Linked DNA regions of Homo sapiens: region 2 is linked to region 1. A link is a loop called in an ENCODE intact Hi-C map of the cell type or tissue named here. Cell type or tissue: dorsolateral prefrontal cortex. All regions are shown on one strand. Links, peaks and the distances in the headings refer to the core of each region. The heading gives the core; the rest is flanking DNA. Region 1 overlaps NRXN3 (neurexin 3). Region 2 overlaps LOC105370582 (a long non-coding RNA gene).

Evidence for each region. Hi-C counts contacts between places; a loop is a spot of excess contacts. Peaks named below come from ENCODE experiments on the same cell type or tissue, not always from the same donor. Only the 100,000 strongest peaks of a DNase experiment are listed, where the experiment ranks them.
Region 2: a loop joins it to region 1, with 4 times the contacts of the local background. A loop is called at or near these places in 3 of 110 quality-filtered maps.

What each region holds. Positions count from the first base shown.
Region 1 is chr14:79,806,336-79,814,684 of GRCh38, forward strand. The region is part of intron 20 of NRXN3 (neurexin 3); the gene reads left to right. Among named protein-coding and RNA genes, the nearest start is that of NRXN3-AS3, 180 kb to the left of the region's middle. In dorsolateral prefrontal cortex, for the core only: a CTCF peak has its summit at 4,029 (motif pointing right); no DNase peak of the experiment used is centred there; H3K27ac peaks cover 1,424 bases.
Region 2 is chr14:79,907,384-79,915,732 of GRCh38, forward strand. All of the region lies in intron 1 of LOC105370582 (a long non-coding RNA gene), which reads right to left. Among named protein-coding and RNA genes, the nearest start is that of NRXN3-AS3, 280 kb to the left of the region's middle. In dorsolateral prefrontal cortex, for the core only: no CTCF peak of the experiment used is centred there; no DNase peak of the experiment used is centred there.

The DNA of each region.
Region 1 (8,349 bases), core at 123-8,122:
TCTGTTGAAGCCTGACTGCTTTGGTTTCTTGCAAGTGGAATTGGATCCAGGAAGTTCTGTGGGTTCATACCCTTAGTATGACACAGGGACACATCATTAATATGATAGGGCTTCCATTCTGGAGTGTAATCTGTTCCATTGGGAGCTCAGCTGTGTGGAGGGAAAGTAAATGTGATCTGGTCAGGGCTTTCTTTTTCATATTTTTAGGTAATAATCTGTATGTGCTATGTGAGGTTTTAACCCTAAAAGGGCAGATACATCCGAACTATACCAGAACTTGGGTGCCATGTTTTCATTAATTTATTCATTCATTCATTCAATAAATATTTTTGAGCACTCAGGCAGGATACAATATATCTCTAGATTTGAGTCCTTCCTATTCTGTTTTTTTTTTTTAAGAAATTAGCTGTCAGAGAATAGAATAGTTTTGCTATCTAACTCCTCGCGTAATTCAATTCAACAGATATTTTTGAGAGTCAACTGTATATGTTAAGCATGTGCTAGATATTAAGGGTTCATATATTAATAGGTCACAATCCTCAATACGTACATTAAATTAGCTTGTTTTGTGGCAAACCCTTTAAGAAATCTAGGCTTTAATTTTATATATATATATATATATATATATTTTTTTTTTTTTTTTTTTTTTTTTTTTTTTTTGAGATAGGGTCTCACTCTGTCACCTAGGCTGGAGTGCAGTGGCGTGTTTATAGCTCGCTGCAGCCTTAAACTCCCGGGCTCAAGTGGTCCTCCTGCCTGAGCTTCCCAAGTAGCTAGAACTACATGCACCACTATGCCAGCTAATTTGTTTTATTTTGTGTACAAATGCGGTTCTCACCATGTTGCTCAGGCTGGTCTCGAGTTCCAGGCCTCAAGAAATCCTCTCGCTTTGACCTCCCAAATGTTTTTCTTCCTTTCTTAGCAGTGATATCTCTATATGCAGCAATGTTTATCAAATCTGTAGATTTTAAGGCTTATCAAAATTGAGGCTTGGTCATTCTGAAATATTATCACCATCTTTCCTCAACTACTCACCCTGCCTCAGAAAGTCATCTCCACAGCAACATTCATAATAAGGCAGTGGGCTTTTCCAGATCTCAGCTTCAGATTCTCTAGCTCTGTAGCTCCCCAGTTTATGGGTATATATTGCTATTTGTTATGAGACTTGAATAGCGTAAACCTGAATGGCCCCAAACTAAATCCATTTGTTTTCTAGAGGCCACGCAGGTATTTTCTCTGATTCAGAAGCAGAGGACAGAAATTCAACACCAACATTTCTTGAATAACATGGGGTGGGTGGGGAGATACAGTTTTTAGAACAATCTGTTGTGTTCTGTAAGGGAGCATGAGAGGAGATAAAGTGAGTGACAGAACCCCTACCTTTAAAGAGTGAACATGTAGCTCTAGGAGGCTGATATTGATTTCCTCCACCTGTGATTATTCAACTCATCACATTTGAAGAATGAGCATTGCATTTTTCTAATTTTATTTACTCCATAAAGTATTCCTGGTGAGTGATTTGGATATACAGGGAAATACGTCAGTGGTATATTTAATACAAGAAGTAGGTAGATATTCCTAGTAATGCAGAGAGAGAAGAGGTTTGCCCAGAGGACCTGATTTCCACTAATGGGGATTACCTGCTTAGAGCTATCAAGCCCTCTTTTTCATTACATAAGAAATATCTCCTCAGAAGTTCAAGACCAGCCTGGCCAAGAGGGTGAAACCCCGTCTCTACTAATAATACAAAAAATTAGCCAGGCGTGGTGGCAGGCGCCTGTAGTCCCAGCTACTCGGGAGGCTGAGGTAGAGAAGTGCTTGAACCCGGGAGGCAGAGGTTGCAGGGAGCCAAGATCATGCCACTGCTCTCCAGCTTGGGCAACAGAGTGAGACTCTCTCTCAATTAAAAAAAAAAAAAAAATATATATATATATATATATGTATGTATGTATGTATGTATCTCAGGCTTCACATTTTCCAAAAACAATACAGATTAAAATCAGAAATCAGTTTCTTGGGCAAGATTTGCACTGCCTAAAGAGAAGGGACCTACTGCCCATGCAGCAACAGATAATGGTGACATTTACACATCTTTGACATAAATTGCCAATCTTGCAATTCTACATTACCACTAAGATTAAAATTCTGGTTTTGAACACCCTAATTCACTGCCTCCATTTCTAAAACATTTTTCCAGGCCTTTTGCTTGATGGAAATACACTAAATTTGGCTAACTTCCTTGGCCTTGTTCTATCATACTTACTACTTTATCTTCTTTCACTTTGCCAGCGAGTTTATTATTTTCTAGCTGTCTCCGTTTATGAGGCATTTAACTTCTACAGGTTATTTCCTGATTAATTTACATCCATTTGAAGCTCTCACTTTTCATAAATTTGGGTAGTTTAGTGTGTGCTATAATTCAATTTTTATTTTCATATGAGCATCAAATTTTAAATGAAATAATTTATTTTTTCTTCAAATCACATTGGATTTTTAAACTGCTGGTTTTGAGTTAGTTATAAGCAATCGCCTTTCACTCTCAGAACTTACTTTTGTGCTTAAGGGTCACCACGGTTTGGTATAGCTTAATCTTATTATATTTAGGAACAAGGTAAATATTTTTGGAGTTTGGTCAATAGGAGTCTAGAAACCTTGCAAATCCAATGGAAGTCAAGTTTTCACGGTATATTTTTGCTGGTAAATATGTAGAGAAATTTAAAGAAATCCCAAATCATGAGAGCAAGGCATAAAGTAAAAGCTCAATTAGGATTTGTCGACTAAATTAGTTTGAAACAGAACTTTATATCTCTAACTTCATTTCCCCTTTAACAGCTAAAATTAAACCTATTGACTCATTTAAAATTTATGATTTCATATAATAGGGCTGCCCTGACAAAATCTATATTTTTAACAAATTTGTTTTAGAATTTTTATTTCTTTATTTTGAGACTGGGTAACAAGACTGGCTAACTTTTGTATTTTTGGTAGAGACAGGGTTTCGCCATGTTGGCCAGGCTGGTCTCAAACTCCTGGGCTCAAGTGATCCATCCACTTCAGTCTCCCAAAGTGCTGGGATTACAAGCATAAGCCACTGTGCCTGGCCAAAACCTACATTTTTTTTTAACAAAGTTATTCTCTGCTTTTTCCTATCCCTACCTTTTTCTGGGAACTAGATTATTTTATAAGTCACAGATACAATCACATTTTCTGAATATTTGCTTCAAGAACCCAGAATTGAACCTTTAAACAATAAAGTTATAATAAAACCATCTGCATCAAATGAAGATATTCAGAAGTGTATCTGAATAGCTATCTAGAGGCGAGGGTCTGGATTTTAACTCGATTTGTAAATGTTAATTGTGTTCTTCACAAAACAAATCAGTATCTAATACTTTAGATTCGTTCTTTGCATATAAACTGTTTCATTCCCAACTGCACTTCTATTAATCTTAAATTGTGCAGTAAATTCATATTTCATTGTCCTTTTTCTCTTTGAATCCAAGAAGAAAAACGGATGAGCTGGAGAGCATTCAAATAACCCCTAGGAAAAGGATACCCTCATGAGATTATGGAAGCCAAATAGCAATTAAGATCATTAGTAAATTCACATTTGTAATCTAAAATGTGGGAATGAATTCTGAAATTCAGAGAAAATAATACAATTCACTTCCCATTTCTTCTCTTTCCCTTACCCCTGCTGCTATCCCTAGAATTCCCATCTTTGGAAATAGAGTAATAGTGAAAACAAATGTATTCTTGGATGAGCTTTTGTATAATTAGATATGATCAACTTCCTGGATTTTACATTTTTATAGTTTCAAGATTCTAAAAGTCTTGGGGGCAGGAGGCCACAGAGCAGAGCGAAAAAAAAAAGTAATACTTTTATACCTAATAAGTGGGCATGGCAATACTTAACCACATTGATTCATCCAGTCGTTATCCAGGGGTATATTTTTCAGTTTGTCAAGTAGCTAGTTTTTCTGCCTTCACTTTTCTTAAATGTCCTTTGATCAAATCTCAAGGGACAGCACTTCCACCAGAGGGCAGACAGTAAAAGGAAGTGAAGATGAAACACATCCATCCATCAATAAGACTGTGCTAAGCAGCTTTCATAATGGTTGGGAAGGAGATGTTTAAACTAATGGCAGTAATATGAGATGACAAAATAATTGCTATTCCCAGAGTGGTTCTCAGGTATATTTTTACTCCTCAAATCTACAATATTCACATTTGCATTTCGGTGTTACTGCTACTTAGTTCCTCTTTGTTAGCCCTACTATAATATACAACCCAAGCTGAGTGAAATTTAAATTTGGCATAACACCAAGATCACATCTAGTATTTTCCAGGTGGAACTGGATTCTTAATCTTTATCAGTCTGAGATGCCTCGGGAAAGTATCATCTGAAAATCTGGCACTGAGTTACTAAAAGCTCACCAAATCATTTTACTTTTTATTTGCTGGAACATGGTAGAAAATGCAGCTGAAATGTTAATAGATAATAATAATTTTCCAGTGAAGGATCAAGAGAAGTTTATACCAGAATTTATAGATAACAAGTAAATGTGCTGATTGTTGGCCTTAAATATGATGTTTGAAATCTTATAGAGATACGTTTTGTCATTTGTGTCTTTGTCAAGTTTGAAGTTAGCAACCTGTATGTTTTTATTACAAATAAGTCAATTTTATTTAACTATTTATTCACTTTAGATTTTTCTATATGAAAACTCATTAGCAAATAGAATCATGTTAAAATTTCATTAGTCAATGGCTATTCAGAATATAGTACAAAAATAAATGTCCAAGTAAAATCTCATAGGAATGTTGGAGTATGACAGATCTATAAATTCAATGGTCTGTAAATGCTATAAATTCTGATAAAAGGCTCAGATCCACTTAAACACTTTGACCAAAGAGATAATGGAAATAATCTAAGATAAGCATTTTAGCTTTGGAAAGAGAACTGTATATCGATAGAAAATTACTTAATTTAATTCATTATTATTGGCTGTGGACATCAGTCATTTTAAAATTTGAGTTACAATACATGTCTAATGCTCACAAAAGCAAATAGTTGTTCACATACTTAGGTCTAGGCTAAATCATATCCATTTTTCAACCGCCTTCATTGATCTATAAATGAATATAGTATGTTCATGGGAGTATAATGTTCCAGATTAATGATACAGTTTTTGTCTTTGTTAACCCACCAAGTTATTTCACTTTCTTTTCTTTTTTCTTTTTTCTTTTTTTTTTTTTTTTTTGAGATGGAGTGTCACTCTGTCGCCCAGGCTGGAGTGCAATGGCATGATCTCGGCTCACTGCAAGCTCCGCCTCGTGGGTTCACGCCATTGTCCTGCCTCAGTCTCCTGAGTAGCTGGGACTACAGACGCCCGCCACCACGCCCGGCTAATTTTTTTCTATTTTTAGTAGAGACGGGTTTTCACCATGTTAGCCAGGATGGTCTCAATCTCCTGACCTCGTGATCCACCCACCTCAGCCTCCCACAGTGCTGGGATTACAGCCGTGAGCCACCGCGCCCGGCCAGTTATGTCACTTTTTTATAACAGCCCCAACCCAACCCAAGTTATTTTTTAAACCATTGCAGTAACTATGTGCTTTTAAAATCCTTAATGGTGAAATGCTTTGAAAATTAGGGTAAGAACAGAAATATAAGAATAGGAAAGATCTACTAATTAGCTCTTGCACTTTAGGCTGAGGAATAGTGTGCATAATATATGTGGCCCATAGATCGACTATTGTGGATTTCATAACAAATATATTTAATAATAAAAAAATGAAAAAAATTCTATCCAACTCCATTACCCAAGATTTTTTAGTAGGTTGGAGAGCGAGGCAGGGGAATCCATAAAATCAATGTATGAGTGTATATACTTCTATCTGAAAGTTTGATAAATCTCTTCTATATGTAACACTTTTGAGTAACTATTACATGTAGGCACTAGAATAGGTGCTGGGAAAACAAAAGTATTTTGCTTCAGAAATATCGCTTCCAGAAGTTCAGTTTATTAGGAAAGGCAGATATAATAAGAGGAATAAAAGGAAGGGAAGAAACAATGAGGACAATGAATGGAAATGCCCACGATATTATCAGCACCCTAAGGATGTTGGAGCACTCCAATTCAGTGAACAGCATACCTTATCAGGGATATGCAAGAAAAAAAAAATCACACAAGATGATGCCAAGCAGTGACAGATTCAACTAACCCCAAGGAGCATTCTTCTGTATTTTAGTTTGGTGACACAGAATTCTCATTTATTACGATTGAAGAATTAGTACAGTTCAGTAAAGTAAAAAAGCAACACTCTTTTGGAATTAGTACAGCTCAGTAAAGAAAAAAAGCAACACTCTTTTGGGGACTTCACATATACAGTATGGTCAAAGGCCACACCGTTTTTAGGTAATAGGGTAAAGGATGGACATGTTGAAGGGAGAATTTCAATCTGAACTCATGAGAACTTCCTGATTCCAAATGCCAATGCAAGTGGTACATAAGGAGTGAGCTTAATGACATCATTAAGCAAGTCCCCCAAAAATAAATAAAGAGGGATTGGGTTTTAAAAGAGAAGTTTTTATGGGATTTATTCTTTTTATTCTACATTTTTCTTCCATAAGCCCCAAGTATATGTACTGTGTGTATATATATATATATGATATGCACATATGCAAATAATATACTGCCTGTCACTCCATATATATGTAGACACAGTATAAGTGATATTAGACTAATGTAACCAGAGATTAACAGCCCCTACCATCAGTCATGTGTTTACACAGAAATTCACACCATCATTCTTAACCAGCATCAGCCAACATAGACATGCATGATACTGTTTTAACTTGGCAAACAAAGCATGTTGATTTTTCTTTAAGATTTCTTTATCATAATTATAATGCTGACTCCATAATTCAGTTATCCTTGGGAGGGGTGGAAAGAAAAAATTATACAGATATATCTATCCGTATATGCACATTCCTGTGTATATATATAAATAGATATATACCTTGTATATATTTGAAGAACATTTTGTTGTTTCACCTCATCTTGTGCCGCATGAATTTTTGGTGGTTCAATTTATTTTGTTTTCATATTTACTATTTTGATCATTATGGCTATTTTTAACTCATTGCTATACTTTTATGAGTAACTATAATCATTATTTTCAAATACTGAGAGATATATAGATATACAAATCAAACAAGGCAAAAAAATCTTTTCTTGCCATCCTAATCTCAAATTCCTCCCCTTTCAGCATATCCCTCCAGTATTTATCTCAAAACAAAACAAACCCCAACGAAATCCAAGAAAGTTGTGTACAAAAGAATGAATACTGTGTTTTCCTCTTCCTCCTTCTATGCATATTTTTCCTTTTAATTTCCGTTTCTTTCCTTTTGATTTACCCCCATATCTGCATGGACCACTTGCCTTTACTTTCCCCTTTATGACAATGTAATTAATTGAAAAGATAAGAGTCAGAAAAAAATAAAAGAAAAACACATAGAAATGACAGAGAAACACACCCCTCTCCACAAATTTCAGATGGCATAAAAAGAATTTTATTGCAGATATAGAATATTTGTTGTATCTTTTATTTCTGTCTGGACAAGCCCAGGATCATTGTGTGGCATGCCGTGACAAGTTTTGTAGCGCATCAACTAACCATGGCCTCCATCACAAGTGCATGACACCATCTTGTGTTTCATCCAAGTGACACATCTAGGCTAACCCAGCAAGTCCAGTGTATGAGTTGTGGGAATTACATTCTTTTGTAGTTATAATTTCATGGGTCCTTGTTTTTATTATTATTTCCATTGGATCATGACAGCCCTAAGAGCTGCTCTCGCAGCATCTCTGTATGGTTTTGTTCTTGTGTTTTCTTTTCTTGGCACAGCAGTCAAGCATGTGTCTCTTGTTTGGCACATCTGTCTTGCCATCTTGTCTTGTCCACTGTCGTGGTGTTGTTCTGTGATTCTGTTCTCTGTAAGATGTGATTTGAAATCCTCTGCCTTTATTTCTCACTCTCCTATTGTCTCTACTTTTAACCTTACCCCTAGGGAACTTCACAAAGAAGCAAAACAAACTTTCAGTCACATTATAAGGCTGATCACTGGTTTGCATCTGGAAGTCATAAGTTGTACTTTTTACCTGACTTAAGGAGGAAAAACTTACAGTGGGAAACTACTGATAATTATACTCAAACAGCAAACTGATCAACGACAATAAGAAACCCTTGTTGATTATTTTTGGTATGATTAAATGGGCTTACTGTTAAAGGGACTTCATGTAAGATCTTATTTCCAAAGAGTTTTTTTCATAAATTATCAGT
Region 2 (8,349 bases), core at 328-8,327, 100 kb after region 1:
AAAACAAAAGCAAAATGTAAAAAACTACATTAACACAAAGCCGAAACGGGTAACCAAACTTTAAGGTCTTTGCTTCCTCTGGTTGCATATATTGTTATTAAAGTTACTCAACTAGAGGAACTTTAACTTCAGATTTTTTTTTCCTTGAATTGTAATAGAACAACCATTCTCACTGATATGCTGAGGCTTTTAACCAATCAAGGAATGAATTTTATTTGTGCACTATGCACTATGCACATAACTACGATTTGCTCATATGTAAAATAGGGCTGTTTTTATATATGCATTTAAATTTTAAGCTCCTAAAATATAATTTTGCCCCCATTTTAAAGATTTCTGGACATTATGATAGAATCTGTGATTAATCAAGGGTTTTGCTCATTTCACTTTGAATCATTGTCTTATTGAAGAAAACCTAAGAATTAACTGGATTGAGGTTGATTTCAAGTCATTGTGTCTTTGGTCATTCTTCCTTTTCAAACGAAGTTCTTTAGTTTTTTGGTTTTTGTATTTTGTTTTTACTAATACCTTTAAATCAAGACATGTAACTGACACTAATTTAGAAATAATTTTTTAAAGGACACTATGGAGTATACAAGGGAATTTTAAACCTTAGCTATGAAAAGACAATTTACATATCCAGTCTTTAATGGTTAATGGAAAACATTAGTCCAGATGTAAAATACTTCTTAGCAAGATTTTAAAGCCTTCATTTGGCCCAGTGTATGAGAAATCTTTGACGCTTTCTCTGGGCAGAAATGTATATAGTAAAATATCACCTCTGTTTGCCCACAGAGGCAACCTTCTGGGGTTACAGCATCCTAACCTAATTTGAATGGTCTCTGTGATATCCTGTGTCCACAAAGGAAGAGCTGTGTATTGATGTCTGACCAATAGCTCATACTACTCTAGAATCTTCCCTTTTCATCTTCTGTTTTCAGATGATCATCATAATCCAGGGGGAACATTGTTTTATGCTTAGGGGACCTTTTTCTTCTGAAAACTTCAAGGTGAAACTATCATTAAACCCAAGTGGCAGTCATTATTTGTCCAAAACTCAAGTGAATATATGAATTGTGACTAAATGGCTAAGGGCTTAGTCACTAACAGAATTCTAAACCTGAATTCTGAACCTATGCATTGTCATATAGACTGCAGGGACAGATTTTATATTAGGGAGGTTCAGTAAGGGAGATATTCTCTAATTGTGGTTAGGGTTTATTCATTTAAAAATACTCAGCACACATTTATTGAATGCCTACCATGTGAAATGTAGGCCCTGAGTCCAGTCATTCCCTTGGAACTGCTCTGGGAAAAAAGAAGTATTTTCAGAGGAGATGCTAAGCCCACAGTCGTTTTCAAGTTCTCAACAGCTAAGACTTTAGAAGTGTGGTTTCACACTAAAATTTTCCAACTGGAATTAAATGCTGGAAAAGACTTGAGAGTCAAAGACATAGCTAATTCCACACCCTACAGTCAGATACAGAACACTTAATTAGAAAAGACTTTACTGAAAACACAATTCTCTCTAGTGTAAAGTGTCTTAAGGGGAATATTCACAATTTTTTTATAGAGGTCCAAACCCATGGTTGTTAGAAATTGCTGTCCTCCTGTTTCCTTGAATTTTAGAGATAATATTTTTCTTTCCCTTTTTGAACTGTTTATCTCCTGGTATTTCTTCATTATATAATGCTTACTCTATTCCATTATCATTTCCATGGAACTGTGGTTTGGATGTTGATACCTGAACAATTTATTTTGTTGTTTGAGACAGAATCTCACTGTCACTCAAGCTGGAGTGCTGTGGAGTGATTGAGGTCCACTGCAATCTCCACATCCTTGTGCTCAGGCGATCCTTCTACCTTAGGTTCCTGAGTAGCTGGTACTACAGGTGCATGCCACCATGCCCCGCCAAGTTTTGTATTTTTTGTAGAGATGAGGTTTCACCATATTTCCCAGGATGGACAATTTCTAAAGAGTTGGCCAACCTCTTCCCTGCCTGAAAGGCAACTTGATAATCATCTCAGACTCACTAGAATGTCTGCAATTTATATTACATATAAATTAAGAGTAAGTACATTTTTGAGGTAAAATATAAGGCTGAGAAAGCCACATTTAAATAACCCCAGGTGAACATCTCTCTTTAGTTATCAGTTTTTAAAATTATTCCCTTATTAAAATCTGAGGTAAATGAAGGCACGAAGGGTCTCTGCCACTTTGATCATTAATTATCTGCTTTTCTTCCCCAGATAATGAAAGATAATCTTTTGCCTTTTGGTTTTCTTTCATTTGTATATTAAAGAATGCTTTGCCTGAATACCTTTGACACATTGCATTTCATATCCTGCTTAGCCTTTTGTGATCCAGAGAGCTTGGCTTTTCTTCCTTAGAAGGCCCATTTACTTAGAGACAAATGATATGAAATAATCAGCAAAAATGGCCTTGGGTGATAAACATGTGCCTATGCTGTTCATCTTCATGCCCTTCAACTCAGTGCAAATTAATTTTCTATCCATTAATTAAATCATTAGCTCCTTATGGGCAGAGAGTACATCTGTCTCTTTTTCTTCCTCTCTCTCTCCCTTCTCTGTCTCCTTTTCCTTGGTGCCTAGCAGAGTGCAATATACATCGTGAGCACATTGAGAAAAGGGTACTGGCATACTTTGGAGAAATAGTAATATAATAATAATAAAACCTTCCATTCTCTTTTCTAGTTTCCTAATCTAAACTCTGTATCTTTCTATCAATCATTCTTATGGTCCCCCTCAGCTCCCTTCTTTTCAATTGTATTCTTCCCCTAAGAAAATGAACAAACCAATGTCAATTTTCACGTGGCAATCTCATGCATTTCCATGGCTTTATTTACTATGCATGCAGGTGACAGCCAGATCATTCCATCAATCACAGAGGTAAATTCCCATGAGTCCCCAAGATGCCTCGATTTATTATCCTTGGACTATTCCCTTTGAGAGATTTATCAGAGAAAGGGTATTTCAGAGAAACCTAAAAATCCTTGCATTGAGGTTCACTCAATCATTCAGACAGTCTAAGGAATCATATTTGTGAAGGCTTTTGATGCATAGAATAATGCATAGAGAGAAATAAAACTCACACTGGACTTACACTAGTGAGAAGGCCATGATTATAGTGATTAAAAATGCAGTGATTCAGATTCAGTCTAGGTTCAAATCACAGCTCACTGATTACTGACTGCGTGTGGGAGCCAGTTTCTGAATCTCATATGAAACAAAACAAACAAACAAACAAAAAGAATACCAACCTCATAGGTCTGCTAAGAATTTCAAATGAGATGATATTTATAAGGAAGAAACCTCGAGAAGTATCTGGAACATGCTGCATCTTCCTAAAACTGTAACTATAGTTATTCTTAAAGGTTGCAAAATGGTTAATTTCATTATGAGGAGATTTGGTATCACAGTTCCAGAGGTACTTTTAGTTAAGTCATATTTTAAAAAAATACCCCTACTGAACATGGTGGGGAGCACATATTATCAGATATCAGTGGTTCCATTTTGCCACCTCCAGCATTATCGAGGAGTTGGGGAATGTTCAAATTGCACTTTAACTCTCTCAGGATTAAGAAAAAAATATATAACCTGAATGATAGGCTATAGGTTAATTAGTTCAAAAGCCAACGGAGTACTTGATTTTAAGTTCAACTTGAAAATTTAAATTTATTTCTCAGTTCAGTGGACTAGTAATGTTAATAGCTAATATTAATTGAGCGACTCCTTATGCTAGGCACTTGATTTCCTAGCCTAGATATTTCTTCATTTAGAAGAGATTTCTTAGAGTCCCTGGGACAATGATCTTTGGGTAGGCAATAACTATCATGCTTTCTCCTCAAATTAAAATTCAAATCAAGCTCTCCTTTGACTTTGGGTATGCCAACACCTGGCAGCTACATTGACATCCATGTCTCAGCAGGCCATTTATAACTCTCTAATTTTCCCATCTCTCTGATGGCTGTATTTTCATGAGTTCCTCACCAATGTGTAAAGCCTTTAAAGTTTAGTGGATGTGCATAGTCAGATGAGAATTTTCAGGGACCAGCTGTGCTACTGTGATGGTCATTTGCACCACCACTGGGACATTTCTTCTTGTCCAATTTTTATCTATGTGATGACAAAGCAGAGGAAATATTGGATAGTTAAAACTGTTAACACAGAATGATATAGCTGAAAAGCTTATAAATAGAGTAACAGGCTGCACAGGACTAAAAGCAATAATTTCATCATGGGAAAGTTGCCTAAAGGTCTTATTTCACATTCTGATGATGTAGCAGATCTAGACACCAGCATTTTAGAGTAATACCTGAACTGCCAAACATTAACCAGAAATCATTGTCCATGATACAGGTAGCAATCTATCATCGTAAATGTCACTATAGGGAAGACCTAAAAGCCAAATAAAACAAAAAAAGACGAGACACAGAGCTCATCCAACTGAACTTTGCTCTCCAGAGGAATGGTAAATTCAGATTATAATTGGGTGACTTCTGCTTTTTACAAGTTCTCAAAAACTTCTCTGGCCCTGGGTGGTGGTGTTACGGCCCTGCATGATTACATATCACATCCCATTACAACACAAGCAGTCTTTGGATGACATAAAAGTTTTGCAACTTTTAAATCATGGCCCATGTTTTTCAAAAGATAAGCTCAACATGATAAAATTTCAAAGTAGCACCAATAATAGAGTTGGATTCATTCTCGGAATCAGTACTAACTAAATAAGCTCTCTCTCTTGAGTTTATTTTTTATTTTTTTTGCAAATAATCTTTCAAATAAAACCAAAACTAATCAAAGATCACAAGCTAAATACATGAGCTTCCACTTTTGATCTAATATCCTTATTTCTATCAATGATATGATAAAAATGTCATATTAATTTTTTTCAAAATAAAACTTAAATATAATGCTTATCTGATCAAAAAGCCTCCAGGACACTTGTCCCAGAAATAAAGCCTAAATCATCAGCAGAATGTTTAATTTTCCTAAGTGACCCCCAACTTAACTTTCCACACTTTTTTTCTACCATTTCCACATACCTCCAAAATTCATACCTAAGTCACAGCCACATGGATCAGTTGCTATTTCTCCAATGTGTCATATACTTTTTCTTCTCTGTATCTTCTGCTTAAAATGACTGACACTCTTCTGCATAAACAATTCTAAATTATCCTTAAACCTCAGCTCAACTACAACTAACAGAACTTGTTGCTTTTTCCTCTATCTGTACACAGTGCCTATATCAGACCTGCCACATTGTGCTGGCTTCTGACTGTATCACAGACAGCAATCAACTCTATTTTGTCTTTGTATCTCCAGCACTCAAAATATCATTTGGGAGGCAGTAAACAATAATTTATTTTTTCTTAATGAATCATTCCCAGGACTACTGTGTACATCAGGACATCTAGGGCCCACAATTCAGATAGACTGTGATTTAAATAGAAACCTTGCAGTTGTGAAGTGTACATTAAGAACAACCTTACATAGCAGCGTGTCACTCACTCATGCTAACATATTTATATTCTTGCATGATAAATTTTAATGTTTTCTGCATGCCCTCCTCCATCAGTTGTGGAATCCTAACAAGTCAGTATAAGCTAGGTTTTGCTGCAGTAACAAGTACCCAATTTCAGTACTTTGATATACAAAAGTTAACTTCTCACTCATACTACATGTCTGATACAGTTGGCAGGAAAACTTCATAGTCCATCAGGGAACAGAGCTGACAGAGGTTCCACCTTGACACATGAATTCATAATCACCGAGGCATTAAAATCAGAATGCAGCAGATTATGTACTAGTTACTAGAGCTTCTATTTGGATGTAGCACACACACTCCTAGTCATACTTCACTAGCCAAATGTAATCAAGTAGCCGTTAACTTCAAAGGTGCCAAAGGAAATCCAATTTTACCATGTGCTATAAAGAAAAGAAAAACATTTAAAAATGTCTTTATTGACAGGTACAGTCAGCTCCTTAATATCTCACAATTTCTCCTATTCATACTCCATTTAATTGTTTTAACTCTTTTTTACTTCATCCTTGGACTATTGTAGCAGCTCACTTAACCTTCCTGCCTTCTTTTTCTTTATCCCACTTTGCCCTCAGCCCTTCTCCCTATAACCAACAGGTTAGCCACCCTAAAGCGCAACTCTTTACTTCTTTCAAGAAGGTATTTTTAATTAATACCTTTAGTGATTCCCCACCAACTATGAAATTAGGCCCCAGTTTCTTCCTTCATTAAATCTTTCCTTCCATTTATTCCACAAACAGCATTGACTACTTAAGAGGGATGAAAAACCATATGAAACTCTGAAAGAACAAAGAAAAATAGTTCCTGGACATAATAGACCTCATCGTTAGATAGGGGAGTTGGCCACAAAGAAAATGAGGGCAAGTCAGTGTGATGAGCTTGATGCTAAAGTGGCATAGTTCAGTGGTAACATCAAGGAGAAAATGACTTTGATGGGAGATCAGTGAAGGCATCTCTGAGGAGGAGATGTTTAAGGTAGTTCTGGGATTTTGAACACATGTTTTCCAAGCAAATATAGTTGGAGATAGAAGAATGGAGGATGGATGAGGAACATGGAGGCATAAAAGTTAGGTATGTTGCAAGAAATACCAATGTTTCTATAAGCTGGAATTGAGGTTAGTGTGGTGGTGGGATAGGAAGAGTTCTGAGGGGATAGAAAGTACAACTGAAAAGAGAGATTGAGACAAATTAAGAAACAGAGAAGGCTTAAATGTTAATATTAAGGAGTCTGGCTTTTTGTCCTTTGGGAAATGTGTAATTATTGAATAGTGAGCCTGAGAAGAAGAAGACTTGGTGTGGAAACATTGGCCACATTCAAGTATGTTAAGTGCTGTCATTCATGAGGACAAATCTAGTTTTAGTAGCTCCAGATTGCAAACTGTGGAAATTATAAAAAGTACCAGATTTCAAGTCAGCTGGAGAAAGAACGACTTGAGGTGCATTTCATTGTTGTATGAAATTTCCAGTAAAATGTTGGATATTTTGCATTTTATAAATGTTTTTTAAATGAGTGAAATAAGTTATAAGCATTAGATTGATTTGGCAAAAAAATGTGTAAAGAGGCTGAAGCTTTGATAAAATTGTAATGAAAACTAGAATTTGGAATTTAAGATGCATATCATGGAAAAGTAGGATGCAAATGTCACTATTAGTGCGTATAAATCATGTTGGAGCTCACCAAGCTCTGATAAATTAATACAATTTTCCCAGGTAGCTACCTGGAACTACCTACTGGTAGCTGTTTTACAAATGTAGGTTGCTTTACAGTTTAGATCTCATTTCATACACTCATCTCACTCAATCCTCATAATAGTCTTCAGTGCTTAGAATTGACAAGTCAGGAACTCATCCAAGACATGTTAATTGGCTTGCCAAAGACAGCAAAACCTAAAGTGGAAGAGGTGTGACTTGAACTCACATTTACCTGTGCTGTTTCTGATATTTATACCCATTACCCAAAAGCTACAGGAAAACCTTGATTTCAGTTCCAGGAACTTACATTTGAATTAAAATTTACTGCCGAAACTAGCTCAGTGCTTTTCAGGATGATCATAATGCAGATACTAACTAATGATTTGCTAACAATGGAGGTAGACATAATCTGATGGGATTGATCAAATGTGGCTCCGGTTGCCCCAGAAGTAATTTCCATAGACTACACAGAGAACCTAATTATGTAAATCACTCGAGAGATCCCCAACTGACCTTCTTGACAAGAACTAACCAGCAGTGATCAGTGGGAAGAAAAATAAAATTGAAACCTGGATCATTTCCTCAGACAAATCTAGAGTTGATTACACCACCATTTGAATTTGGATGCTGCAGCTCTGACTGGGAGCTATAACATGTTGATTCAAACTCTCTAAATGGGCTGATGTATAGATTTACCAGGAAGTAAACTAAAAAGAGACCTGTTTCTGTATGACCTACTTTTATGTTTATTAAAATTTGAAATGTTTTTTAAAGTGTTGATAAACTTCAACTGGCAAGGAAAAAAAAAGTCACCCTGTATTTTCTAATCAAGGAGGATTAAAAGGCTGTGAAACTATATCCAATGCACAAATGTTGTAATTGCAATAAATATTTGTCCTTTCTGTTTTCTCTACAAACTCAAAAATCCTAGAGTCTGTGTTTGGCACATTCGGGAGATTACAGCCATCTGCTGGGAGACAAAGCTGTCAATTACAAAGCAATCTGGCTTTCTGTTCCATTCCATTTCCAGGTTAAATATGGCCCAATTGAGGTAGGATCTTTTTATTATTATTATTACAATTGGAAGCTTCT